Linked DNA regions of Mus musculus: region 2 is linked to region 1. A link is a contact called in ENCODE Hi-C or POLR2A ChIA-PET data. All regions are on one chromosome and are shown on one strand. Each heading gives the region's core, a stretch centred on a gene start or an enhancer-like site at or near the end of the contact. The rest is flanking DNA. Distances are from core to core; before and after follow the strand shown.

Region 1 (7,056 bases), core at 3,422-5,921:
TCCCAGGCAAAAGGCAAAATCCCCAAGACACTTGGATTTTTGTACTGATTTGGCTCTCTGTTCCAGATGTGGTCCCATGTGTCTCTCCTCAGACCTCTTCCTCTTGGTCCTCCTCCTCTCTGTCTCCTTGGCTGGGATTGGAAGTCCAGCCCTATTCTAGCCCTGCTCTTTCCTCTCTTCAACCATTGGCTGATGAGCTTTTATAGAGTAAATGGGGAAAATGTTTGCACAGACATTCAGGCGGGAGATGCCTTGGTTAAGTAAGCATTACAGTGCCATGTCTGAATTGCAACCAGATGCTGGGCAGAGAAATCAGCATTTGAACAATATAAGGATAATTTTCACACTGTGTCTGTGTGTGTGTGGGGGGCGGTTCTGGGGTGATGGCTAGTTTTAAATGCTGCTTACACATTATATTTATGTATAATAAAGTTGTACTGGTTACTTCTTGCTTAGAAGAAGCACTTAAAGAAAAGGAGAAGCCCAAAGAGGAGGAGAAGGAGAAGCCTAAGGATGCTGCAGGGTTGGAGTGTAAGCCCCGGCCCTTGCATAAGACTTGCTCTCTCTTCATGCGCAACATCGCACCCAACATTTCAAGGGCAGAGATCATTTCTGTGAGTGGGGACATCGGTCTTAGGGGCAGGGTTGGTGTGAATCCCAGATCCTTCAGGTGGCAGACTGCCTTTGGCATCAGGAGGCCTGGTCCCTGTGGATCCCCACCCTTTGAGGCCTGGCTCAGTGTGCATTGTCTTTGTTGGGTGCTGGCCTTTTCTTCCTGGGAGATAAAGGGCACTTGTTTAGGGTTTTAAGCAGTGGAGATGAGGGGAAGGAGTGAGTTGAGTTCCTATGTGGCTTTTCTTTTCCCTTGATTCTTTTGACTCTTGCAGCTTTGTAAACGATACCCAGGCTTTATGCGAGTGGCACTGTCAGAGCCCCAGCCAGAGAGGAGGTAAGAAGCTGCACACCTTGGGATGGGGTAAGGAGGCCACACTGGCTCCGTTCTGGGACAGTGCTGATAAACTTTGTTATGTAGGTTTTTTCGCCGTGGCTGGGTGACTTTTGACCGCAGTGTTAACATTAAGGAGATCTGTTGGAACCTGCAGAACATTCGGGTGAGTGTTGGGAGCGGGGCTATAGGAAGCATGGTTGGGCTCTGCTTGTCCATTTCTCCCGTGTCCACTCAGCCGTGAGGCTTCACCTGCAGGCTTCACTTCTGTCTGAGAAGTTCTGGGACTGTGACCATGGTTCAGTCCCCTTTGGGGAGAGCTTGGGTTCAAGGGTCTCTGTAGGGCCAACTCTCAGGGTGCAGTTCTGGGGCAGTCATGGCCTCCTTGTTAATTATGTCTCTATAGCTCCGGGAGTGTGAACTGAGTCCCGGTGTGAACAGAGACCTGACCCGTCGTGTCCGCAACATAAATGGCATTACACAGCACAAGCAGATAGTGCGCAATGACATCAAGTTGGCAGCCAAGCTAATCCACACACTGGATGACAGGACCCAGCTCTGGGCCTCTGAGCCTGGGACGCCTCCTGTGCCCACAGTCAGTGACTCCCAGGGGATGGTTTCTAGTGTACCCAATGGTTCCTTGTGCTACCCCTGACCTCATCTGCTTGTTTTCCTGATCCCTGGGTCCTATCCATAACCTCCTTTGTTTGCCCCTTTGTCTGGATGCTACCTCCTCTAGCTTCCAACAGCATAGTCATTTGTGGGTTAGGATGGACGAATGAGATTAGGAGACAGGGTTTGTCCGTGATGCTGATCCTGTCTTCATGGCCCAGTTTCTGCGCTGATTTCTCTGCCTTACTGTCCATGTCCTCCTCGCTAGAGCCTCCCCTCGCAAAACCCCATCCTGAAGAACATCACTGACTACCTGATTGAGGAAGTGAGTGCGGAGGAGGAGGAGCTTCTGGGGAGCAGTGGGGGACCCCCTCCTGAGGAGCCTCCCAAGGAGGGCAACCCAGCCGAGATCAACGTGGAGAGAGATGAGAAGCTGATCAAGGTGCCAGTTCCGACCATCTGGAGCATGCGTCCAGGGGAGTGCGGCATGCGGCTTTCTGTATCGGGGCTGAATAGTGACCTTGTGTGTCCACCCTCCCCGCCCCCCAGGTCTTGGATAAACTTCTTCTCTATTTGCGTATTGTGCATTCTCTGGATTATTATAACACCTGTGAGTACCCTAATGAAGACGAGATGCCCAACCGCTGTGGCATAATCCACGTTCGGGGGCCCATGCCTCCCAACCGAATTAGTCACGGAGAAGGTACGTTGCAGGTCCCTCATGTTGTCTTTCATGGCCAACCTCTGTCTACTGTCCCTCCTCTTCCCCCTTGCTCCAGTCTCCCTCTCAGCTTGCCTTTGTCACCCACACAGTGCTGGAGTGGCAGAAGACATTTGAGGAGAAACTGACTCCACTGTTGAGTGTGCGTGAATCCCTTTCTGAGGAAGAGGCCCAGAAGATGGGTCGAAAAGACCCAGAGCAGGAAGTGGAGAAGTTTGTCACCTCCAACACGCAGGAACTGGGCAAGGATAAGTGGCTATGTCCTCTCAGTGGCAAGAAATTCAAGGTCTGAGATGTGAAAAGAATTGTGAGGGTAGATTGGGAGGAGGGCTTGGGTAGCAAAACCCCTAAAAGCCTGGAGGAAGCTGTTACCTTCCAGCGGGGTTCGGTGGGGAAGAGACTGCAGCATGCTGTCCGTCCTCATCCGCTCCTCCCAGGGCCCGGAGTTTGTGCGCAAGCATATCTTCAATAAGCATGCCGAGAAGATCGAGGAGGTGAAGAAGGAGGTGGCGTTCTTCAATAACTTTCTCACAGACGCCAAGCGCCCAGCTTTGCCTGAGATCAAGCCAGCTCAGCCACCTGGCCCTGCCCAGAGTAAGATACGATCTGTGGTGGCTGCCATACCTTTGACTTCTTTCTTCTACTTTGAGAAGTGTGCTCCACTAACCTTCAGGCCCTATTCCTAGAATTCTTGTCAGTCCCTTTCCTCCCCCGCAGTAATTCATGTTCCTGTCCGTGTTGTACTCCCCCCAGGCCTGACCCCAGGACTTCCCTACCCACATCAGACGCCACAGGGCTTGATGCCATATGGTCAGCCCCGGCCTCCCATCTTGGGCTATGGAGGTGAGTGTGGAAAGGCAGTGCAGGGGTTTGGTGTCTGTAGGCGGCTACAAAGCTTAGGCTGAGGTTGAGGTCAGTTTTTAGTTCACCCTGGGTCTTTGTCATAGCTGGTGCTGTCCGCCCTGCAGTCCCAACAGGAGGGCCTCCATACCCCCATGCTCCATATGGTGCCGGCCGTGGGAACTATGATGCTTTTCGAGGCCAAGGCGGTTATCCTGGGAAACCTCGGAACAGGTGAGCACGAACGATGCCCAGGCTGCCTTTCCCCGTCTCTGACTATAGGGACATCTGTTCACATTTCCTTTATCTCACAGGATGGTTCGAGGAGACCCAAGGGCCATAGTGGAGTATCGGGACCTGGATGCCCCGGATGATGTTGACTTCTTTTGAGCCATCCATGTCCCCTCCTGCATTGCTACATCAGTACCCGTGACCACTTTATCCCATCAGCTGAAAAGTTTTTTGTACGTTATTTTACCCGCTAGTAAAAACACTTTGGTAGTGTGTGTTAACTGTGTGCTGTATGTCCCTTCCCAAACACAGGCTGGGCCATAGTAAGCTGAATTACGCCAATTTATTATTTTTCAGAACAGTATCTCTAATTCCAGCTTGGCCTTGCTGTGTAGACCAAGTTGGCTTTGAACTCAGATTCACCTGCCCGTATCATTGTGCCAGGCCCAAACTTGATCGCGGTGGGGGCCTGTGCGAAGTAAATAGGTGGCTGTGTTTAGTCTCAGTTCTGGGATCTACCCAACGGTGCAGGTAGGGCGTGGTGATTCAGAGATTTCTGGTGAAGCACAAGTTGTAGAAGGAATTGGAATCAAAGACGCTTTTTACCTTTTGCCAGCCCACCCATCCAGCAGCTTGTAGTTCACAACGGTTTTTTGGAGTGCCCCAGTAGTGTGGGTCCAGTATCAAGACATAGACTTCTGAACCTGGCCCCTCACAGATCCCCAGCAGGGCCTTGGACTGGGCATCTGCATCTCCTCCTACCATTACTGGGCCCCCACCCGTTGTAAAGTGTGAATAAAGCCGCTCCTCTTCTCCCCTAAGCCCTACTCCGCGGGGCAAGTGGCATAGGCGCCCTTGAGGTCCTCCGAAGTGTTCTAGGCAGAGACTGGCCTCTACACAGCCGATCCAGTTACGGGAGCCCCGGAATCCGGGGGGCTTGTCGCCCATGGCCTCTAGGGCTCCCTGCAAGGCTGGCAGTCCAGGCACGCCCGAGGACTGGCCCCCTGGCCAGGAGCACAGCGTCTGCAGGGTGCGGTAGCCGCATCCCCAGCCACGGTCATCCAGTCCATCGCAACCATAGTGATAGTAAAGGTAGTGGCCTGAGAGGAGGGCCAGTCGGGCGGGATCATGGCAGGGCACAGGCAGGCCCAGGTGCACGTCCTTCAGCAGCTCCAGGGTGCTCGGTAGAGCAGCTGTCATCGAGGCAGGGCCAATTCCGGGTTCCTGGTGTTTTCTGGGACTAGCTACGGGCAGTGTGGGCACGTAGAACCGGAGAACTCTCAGCAAGCAGGCTAGCGGCAGGAGAGATGATTCCACAGGCAGACGAATTAAGGAGCCTTCTAAAAGGCGCCGGCAAACCAGCCTGGCTGCGCAGTCGCAGGCTCCGCCCCTAGGGGCGGGCCCAGCGCTTGCTTCCGCCGGATGCTGCGGGCAGGGTGCCTCAGTGCTCACCAATCCCGAGGCTTCTGTTCCCAGCGTCTCTGACCTCATCCCCGCCCCAACTTCCCGCGTGTTGCACAGACTCTGGTGGCTGTAACAGTTTATTGGCGGCCCAGAGGGGCGAAGGCACCGCGGGGAGGGGAGCTTAGCCCAAGACATGCAGAAGATGGGGAGCCCCTAGTGGGAGGAAGTCGGGGAGGAGTGGACAGGGCCTGGGGGCTCGGTCGTATTATATCCCAGCCCTTAAATAAATAGTGTATATACAGCTAGGGGCTCGGGCAGGGCGGCAGGACCTGGGGTCCCCCAAGGGGTCACAGGTCTGAGCAGCGCTCCTGCTTGCTATAGTGGTCGAACTGGTTCTTCCAGTGCACCATGTAGGAGCTCCAGCGGTGGAACTCGGCCTTCCACTGGCGCTCCGCCTCGTCCAGAGTATCTGCGGCCAGGGCACCCCGCAAGAGTGGGAGAAACGGAACAGGTCGGGTAGTGGAGACCGGTCGTGAGTGCGCCGGCACACACGCATTGTCGGAGGCCGAGCGGGGTGGTGGAAAGAGAACAGTGGATGATCCGGAGAATGAAGGGAGAGGTGGAACAGGAAGGAGAGGAAGAGATAAAAATCACCGGAAGACGGAGGGGAGGGACAGGATCAGAGTGGGAGAAGGGTTCATGGGTTAGTGGGGAAAAGAGAGAAGATACAGAAATAGTTGGCGATTATAAGGCCCTTTGGCTGACGCCAACTAGCCCCGGATCCTTCTCCCCTCAACACCAGGCTCAAGCTCCAAAGGATAATTTTTTACATTAAAAAAAAAAAAATCCTGTTTTTTGAATTTTTGTTTAACAAAGATCCCTGAGTCTGTCCATTTTGTCTCGGCTTGAGAATGGAGTGGGGTTCTGTATCCCTGAGAGGGGCCCCTTCTCAGCTACACACTAGAGTAAGTGTGCTTTGAGACCAGAAGGGGAAAGGATTGCAGTTAGAGCCACGGAAGCCCGGAGTGGAGGAGGAAAAGGAAGAAGAGGAGGGACAGGGCTAAGTCCGGCCCGGGCCTCGGGGCCGCCTCCCCATGGGCGGGGCTTGGGCAGGTGCAAGGAGCCTCCGTGGCTGGGGAGGTGGAGAAGAGAGGGATTACACCCTGTGTTTTGCACCCCATCTCTCTCCCCTCCTTCCAACCCTTGCCGCCTTGTGCATTCCCTGCTCCCCCCACTCCATGCGCCTACCGGTGGCGCTGAGCAATTTGGGGAGAAAGCGATTCCAGAAGGCGCAGGTCTGGGCGCGCAGTCCCCGCCGCACCTCTAAGGGCTTCAGGTTCAGGCTCACATATTGCTGCGCGGCAGTGGTGTACGGTGGCCACTGTGGAGATTTGGAGTCTCGAGGGTCATTGGGGTCCCTGAGGAAGGAAAGGGAAATCTCAGCCTGCCCAGAGGAATAAGGAATGAAGACGTGGATCCTTTTCCTGACTCTGGACCCTCTTCAACTCTTAACACCCAACTCTCTTCTCCCTACTCCAGCCAGCCCCCCACCCCCGCCCTCGCCCCGTGTGAGTGTGTGTGTGTGTGTGTGTGTGTGTGTGTGTGTGTGTGAGAGAGAGAGAGAGAGAGAGAGAGAAATGAGTGCTGCCAATGCTTCTGCCTCAGTTTCCCAGAGTACGGATTTACAGACATGGATAGGTTCCCTTCTCATTTTAAGTACCTTCTACCATTCCACCACCTAGGGAAGTTTTCTTTCCACTGGACATCTCTGTCTCTTTCTCCATTTCCCTTTGTTTTCAAAGTCTTTCTAGCTGGGTGCGGTACTACAGGCTTTAATCCCAGCACCCGGGAAGCAGAGGCAGGCTAATTTTTCTGAGTTTGAAGCCAGCCTGATCAACATGGAGATTTCCAGACCAGCCAGTGCTACATAGCGAGACCCTATTTTAAAATAAAAATTCTAGGATTGTGCTTTTAGCTGTGTAGGTAGGTGCAGTCCTGTCTCTACAATTATTACTTTTACTTTGGGAAACGAAAATCAGATGCACCCAAGGGTTTGTGCATGCTAGGTAGGTAAGTACTAACTGAGCTACACCCCCAAACCTCTACTGCCTTTCTCTGTCGTCATCATCATCATCATCTGTGTGGGTTTGTGTGTGAGTGAGAGAGATTTGAAGGTCAGGGGTAGCTTTGTGGAGAGCCACTTCTCTGTGTTTCAGGGATTCAACTGAGATAGGCTTGCAGGGCAATCTCTTTTATCTGTTGAATACCAGTTACCTCGCTGTCTTTTAGAGTGCTGGGGTGG
Region 2 (6,345 bases), core at 2,418-4,917, 480 kb before region 1:
CTGGGAGGGGATCGTCCTGGCTGCAAGGGTATAGGCCCTGTGGAGAACCCCAGGGTCCTACCCACCTGCCTCTGTCTTCCCTTCAGGCTTCCAGCGTCCTGTGTACTTGTTCCACAAGGCTCGATCCCCCAGCCACTAAGTGGCCTTCTGAGAAGTTGTAAAGAGGCTGCCCTTGCTGCTCCTGAGGACCTGGGGGGAAAGGAAATTATTCCAAGGTCTTTCCTAACTCCAAAAAGTTTCTCCTTTTCTTGGATCTGTCAAGAGAGCTTTTCCTAAGTTGCTACCCCACATCTCCTCCCTGTCACCTCTGGCACTTGAGCAAGCCCAGCTGTGCTGGAATTCCATCAGCTTCCTCTCCTAGCCCGCTGGGCTGGATGGCATGGACTGTTTGCTGACTCTGCCCACCTGGGACAGGGGAAGGGGGAATGTCGAGTTCTCCAGGCCCTTCCTCCTGTTCTCAGGGGACTTCCCGCTTCTCCTCAGCCTTTGTTCCTAGCTGCACTTAAATGGACCATGGATGGACTAAGGGTGTTAGAGGGGAAGTTTGGTAAGGAGACACACAGGTACTGTGAAAGTCCTTCTGCTGTCCCCCGGTGGGAGGGAGCTGGGTTTGGAAATGTGAGAACAGCACAATAAACTTGATAACTAGGGCAGTGGCCCCCGCACCTGTGTCCAGCACTTTCTAGCGGTAGTACCTCCGAGTAGGACTATGTTCTCCCTTTGCCCGTCCTAGTCCCTCTAGGGTGGTTTTTATTGGGTGTGGTGGGACATAGGCCTTTTTATGCCAGCACTTGGGATGCAGAGACAGGCAAGATCTCAAGGTGTGAGGCCGGCCTGGGTTGACTGCATAGTGATTCAGTGTCTCAAAGAGGTAAGCGTTGGGGAAGTCAATAGTTTAGTTTTGAAGACTGTTAGTGCCTGTCTTAGGGTTACTATTGCTGTGAAACACCATGACCAAAGAAAGTTGGGGAAGAGGTTTACTCAGCTTATGCTTCCACATCTCAGGGGAAGGCAAGGACCAGAAGGCTCATGTAAAAGACATCAAGGGGTGCTGACTCAATTACCCCTGTGGCTTACTCAGCCTTTCTTATAGACCCCAGGACCACCAGCACAGGGATGGCCCCACCCACAATGAGCCAGGCCTTCTCATCAACTACTAATTAAAATGTTCTGTAGGCTTGCCTACTGTCTCATAGAGCATTTTCTCAGTTGAGGCTCCCTCCTGGTGACTAGCTTGCATCAAGGTTGATAGAAACTAGACAGTACAGTACCCTTACACAATGCTTAAGATGGTAGTGGGTCCAAATTACCTTCCTCAAAAGAAAACTCCAGCCGGGCGTGGTGGCGCACGCCTTTAATCCCAGCACTCGGGAGGCAGAGGCAGGCGGATTTCGAGGCCAGCCTGGTCTACAGAGTGAGCTCCAGGACAGCCAGGGCTACACAGAGAAACCCTGTCTCGAAAAACCAAAAAAAAAAAGAAAACTCCAGATAAGTGTTTGTGTATGGAAGTTTGAGGCAGGCTAACTTTAGGGGTGGGTGGCAGTGGAGGTAAAATGGAACCAGAAAGTTAATAGCCCAGAGCCACAAACCTGCTACAGGACCCTTGGTGGAATGAGATGCTTGGATGTTTTACAAAATGAAGGTCTTGATTAGTTTGTCAAGAGCAGCTGGAACCTTGAACAAACACTGAGCACTCTCCTGTTAGTCCCCAACAAGAATGGAAGCCAGCAGTCTCCTTTGAAGCAATCATTAAGTGTTAAAACCCACATTTGGGGTAAGTACTTTTTACTCAGAAGTATTTGAATAGCCAGGTATAGTGGTACATGCCTTTAGTCCCAGCACTCAGAAAGCAGAGACAGGCAAGTCTCCTGAGTTTAAGATCAGCTCGGACTACATAATGAGTTCCAAGACAACCAGAGCTATGTAGAGAGACAAATAATAGTTTGTACAACTAGAGCAGTATGTGTGCAGTGTTGTTTTGACACAGTTACTTGGTAACTTAGGTTGGCCTGGAATTCCTGATTCTGTCTCTACCTCAAGTGTTCATCACACCCAGCCAAAGTGGAATTTAAAACACTTTGACTACTGTTTGACTACACACTTGCACACTCAACTCTGGGGATTGAACCTAGGGCTTTGTACATGCTTTCCCCAGGTACTACCACTCATCTGAACCTACCCTGCCTGAAACCGTATCAAAATAATTTGTGTAACTCAGACTGTCCTTGGACATAGAATCCTTCTGCCTCAGCCTCCCAAGTGCTGGGACATTCTTGGAGCCTCGGTGTCAGGCTAAGGCTCAAGTTCTAATAACTAAAGCTGGGGATTTAAATGGAGAGGAAGGTCTGACCCCACACTTGGGACAGTGCTTTCCACTTGCCATGGGGGTCGGGGCAGGAAAAGGGTAGAAGACCCTGAAGCAGTTTAATCCTATCTAAACTCCCAAGAACAGTTCGGTAATTTAGGGGGGGAAACATTTTATTCTATTATAAAAAAAAAAAAAACTAACAAAATTACAGACTAGCATTCCAGAGTTATGAGGGCTACGCTTCCCAGCGCCTCAGCATCCGATGCATGAGAAAGGTATCTTCTGAAGGGCGGGGCCGGGCTTGAAGCCTTAGTGGGGGCAGCCCATCCACTGTCAAGTGCGGAGATTCGGACCACAGAGAATCTGGGTTGCACAGCATGGTCATGTCTGGGCCCGGCCCGAGCACCTCCTATGGGAAGGTGAAGCAGGTTACACTCGAGGTGGAGGAAGAGAGCCCAGGGGGTAGAGGGATGTCCAGGTCCCTGCATCCCTTCCTTCACCTTCAGGGGCGGGGCTCGGGGCTGCGGTGGCAGCATCGCCAGCTTCTCCCTCAGCGCCGCGTTCAGTACCTGCTCCTCGGGCACCTGCAGACTCACCAGGTCTCGGTAGAGTCGCTTAGAGCGCGGCACGTTCAACCCTGCGAGCGCAGGGAAGGCGGGACTGAGGATCGCCCTTCACCCAGACCACCGCGCCCGGCCGGCCGCCTGCCCCCCTCACCCTCCGCCACGGTCTCCTCCAGGGCACAGCGGGTCCGGAACGACTTTCTCAGCTGCTCCTCTACCGCCTTGGAGGCATCAAACTGGCCGCTGGCGACAGCGGCGCGCGCGTTCTGCAGCTCCAGACTCAAAGCCAGGCTGCTCTGCAGGGCCGGTGCCTCCAGCTCATGATCGTCGCCCGGTGCACCGGCCACCAGCAGCGGCTCGGACCGCACCGGGGAGGGCGGCGCCAGTTGAAAACGAACCTGGGAGTGGAGGGCGGAACCGTGAGCTGCAGATCCCGGGGCGCTCGGCGGGCGGGGGGCCGGGCCTTCACGCCGCTCACCTGCCGCCCCCTCCGGCTACCGCCCCGCCGCCCCTTCCGCTGACCCGGGCTGCTCTTCCGCGCCTTCGGACTTTCGGGCAGCGGGCTCGGGCTAAGGCTCAAGTCCAAGCCCGGCTCGGGCTCTGGGGCTCGGGGTTCCGGGGCTCGCGGCTCCGGGGGTGGCCCCGGGACCTCCAGGGCCTCTTCGCCTTCAATGGACTCTAACGCAGACGCCCCGAAGCCCATCATCTTGTTCTAAAGGCTCGGGGTTTCAGGACGCGGGGTCTCCTCTTTTCTCCCACCCTCCGGGGCTACCACTACCGGAAACCGTTAGCCCTTACCCACCGGAGTAAGACACGCCCGCCGCGCCACTCCATTGGCGCTCCTGGACGTCATTCCCACCGCTCCGCCCTCCAGCTTCCGGACGCACTTCCGCCCTCACACGCTAACTTCGCCTTTAAGGCGGGGCGTTAGAGCGACGGTGCCCTAGGTACTCTACGGATTCCTATCTAGACTACTTTTCCTTAGGGAACGGGGGTGTGGCGTCTTTGCCTGTCAGACTCTAATGCTCATTTGTTCTGGGATTAAAGCGTTAGTCCTCTTTCACTGTAACAATATCCTCGCTGCTCTCGCATCTAGAGGTCCCGAGTGGCGCCCCCACCCCCCTTCCTGAAGGTTTTGGTCATTTTTGAACGCCGATCAAATCTTCCCTGTACGTGGAAGCAGATTCGTTGCAAAATCCCTGGATTCTGATATTTGCATAAGGAAGTACTAAGGGAATTGACGGAATATTGCCTTAATTTTAAATCCATATCCTGGGGGTTGGTTCAGAGGGTAAAGGCGATTGCCATCAAGACTGACAATTCCAGGGTCACACGTGGTGGAAGGAGAGAACTGACTCCTTTCTGTTGTCCTCTGATGCACACTTAGACTAAGGAAAATCCACATCCTAGTCTCTCAGTCCACCAAACCACACCACCACATACACACAACACACAGAGACATTTTTAAAAAGCAATGACGGCTTAGGAGTTAGAAGCAGCTGGGCCGTGGTGGCACACGCCTTTAATCCCAGCACTTGGGAGGCAGAGGCAGGCGGATTTCTGAGTTCGAAGCCAGCCTGGTCTACGGAGTGAGTTCCAGGACAGTCAGGGCTACACAGAGAAACCCTGTCTTGAAAAGCAAAAACAAAGGAAAGGAACGAATAAGAAAGAATCTGAGTTTGGATCCCCTGCGTCTGCATCTGTGTAAAACCCAATAACCCCCGGGGCTCAATGGCCAGCCAACCTAGCCAAAACATGGAGCTCCAGGCTCACATCGAGTCCCTGCCTTAACAAATAAGGTGGGCAGTGATAGAGGAAGACACCTTGATGTTCATTTCTGGCCTCTACACACACACACATAAATGGGGAGACTGCACCTACACACACAGATGTGCAGCATTCATTTAGCACATACGCATTAAAAGAAAGCCGGCAGCTAATGCTGATGGTTGTGAAGGCAGGTGACCAGTACTCGGAGTCTGCATTTGGATAAGCCTGTAACTCCTGTGACTAAGAGGGTTTCTCCTTATAATGCAAAACACAGCTGGAACCTTAAAGGTAATAAGATCATTTCTGGTGAAACCAAAAGGAGAGCGACTATAGTCCAGAAACAAATTCAGATCTCCCCAAATACCACACCCAAATATGGTAATGGGGTCATAAAGTTCTTACATGAACAAGGAACACAGACAATCATAAATCAAGGTTATCTCTCAAACACCCAGCTGGGAACATCAGGTCGGAGCAGAGAGGCCACGTCTGCTACAGACCTCGGAGGAGTCAGCCTTTGGGCTGGGGAAGCTGTTTGTACTTTTCAAAAAGACTTACCTGGTAGTTTCAAGGATGTTAGGTCAAATACAAGACCTGGGCAATGAATGGTGTGTGTGTGTGTATGTGTGTGTGTGTGTGTGTGTGTGTGTGTGTGTGTGTGTGGATGTGCGTAATGAATTTCACTTTCCACTTTTTTTTGGGGGGGGAGGGGGTCCAGACAGGGTTTTTCTGTGTAGCCCTGGCTGTCCTGGAACTCATTTTGTAGACCAGGCTGGCCTTGAATTTACAAATCTGCCTGCCTCTGCCTCCCAAGTTCTGGAATTAAAGGTGTGTGCCATCACTGCCTGACCCACTTTAAAAAAAAAAAAAGTGTGGGCTGGAGAAATGGCTCAGCGATTAAGAGCACTGACTGCTCTTCCAGAGGTCCTGAGTTCAATTTCCAGCAACCACATGGTGGCTCACAACCATCTGTAATGGGAACCTGAATTTGTTCCCTGGGAACCACACAGTGGAAGAAAACCAGCTCCAGCAAGCTGTCCTCCGACTGACACACAGGTTATAGCATGAGCTAGTCCACACCCACATCTAAAAATAAAGGTTACAATTTCAAGTGGGCGGGGACTGTGCTGTAGCTCAGGGGTGGGTTTGTACTGGGTCCTAGCTTTGTCTTCCTGCCCTCCTAGTTCCTGGCACTCAGAATTCTCTCTCCTCCCCTGTATGTCCTTTACAACATCCTGCCAGGTTCCCCTTTTATTGTTTTGGCAGCTGATGAATGGGGTGTCAAGGATTCTGGCAAAAGGCCCTGATGTTTGGGGAAAGAGGTGTTTCCAAGATGCAGTTCTCTGTCTGTCCAGACTGCAGCCCCAACCACCTGGTCTTGCACACATCGCTTCCAAGCCAGCTCTGGCTCCACCCCCAGCCCCAGCTTTGTGCAATGAGGAAAGAAGGTAGGACTGGAAATGTGGCCCCAGGGAGGTTAGAACCCCGTAAGGCGTACTCTGAGCTGCTTATCCACACCTGCCATCTGTGGAATTGTAGAAATGGGCGCCTCAGAGAGATGCCCGGGGAAGGCAGGATGTGATCATGCGTGTAACCCCAGCCAGGGAGATCACAAGTTCACAGCTAGCCTTGGCTGTAAGAGAGACTCTGTCAGAGGGTGCCTAGCATGCATGAGACTCTGGGTTCCATCTCCAGCACTTCATA

The links. A loop is a pair of places that touch in the nucleus more often than their neighbours do. ChIA-PET counts read pairs that join two places held with the same protein, here RNA polymerase II (POLR2A).
Region 2: a loop to region 1 is called in a map of regulatory T cell, with 2.6 times the contacts of the local background. The contact joins the promoter of Ppp1r35 here to the promoter of Ufsp1 in region 1. A Hi-C loop is called at or near these places in 1 of 37 maps with a recorded cell type or tissue (regulatory T cell). POLR2A ChIA-PET finds 5 or more read pairs at or near these places in 1 of 5 experiments (Patski).

What each region holds. Positions count from the first base shown.
Region 1 is chr5:137,292,284-137,299,339 of GRCm38, reverse strand. It overlaps Ufsp1 (UFM1-specific peptidase 1), which reads right to left and starts at 4,671. Exons shown (of 1, transcript NM_027356.2): 1 at 3,676-4,671. The coding sequence starts at 4,550. The coding sequence ends at 3,897. Ache (acetylcholinesterase) reads right to left here. Exons shown (of 5, transcript NM_009599.4): 4 at 6,003-6,172; 5 at 4,874-5,223. The coding sequence ends at 5,102. It overlaps Srrt (serrate RNA effector molecule homolog (Arabidopsis)), which reads left to right. Exons shown (of 20, transcript NM_031405.2): 10 at 457-614; 11 at 888-949; 12 at 1,034-1,112; 13 at 1,353-1,541; 14 at 1,827-2,000; 15 at 2,108-2,261; 16 at 2,372-2,565; 17 at 2,717-2,873; 18 at 3,021-3,122; 19 at 3,227-3,353; 20 at 3,434-3,636. The coding sequence ends at 3,509. Mir8116 (microRNA 8116) reads right to left here and starts at 5,560; the gene lies at 5,464-5,560. It also overlaps Mir7036.
Region 2 is chr5:137,776,226-137,782,570 of GRCm38, reverse strand. Ppp1r35 (protein phosphatase 1, regulatory subunit 35) reads right to left here and starts at 3,667. Exons shown (of 4, transcript NM_027242.5): 1 at 3,350-3,667; 2 at 3,026-3,269; 3 at 2,809-2,945; 4 at 2,464-2,717. The coding sequence starts at 3,577. The coding sequence ends at 2,544. Mepce (methylphosphate capping enzyme) reads left to right here. Exons shown (of 4, transcript NM_144913.3): 4 at 87-665. The coding sequence ends at 139.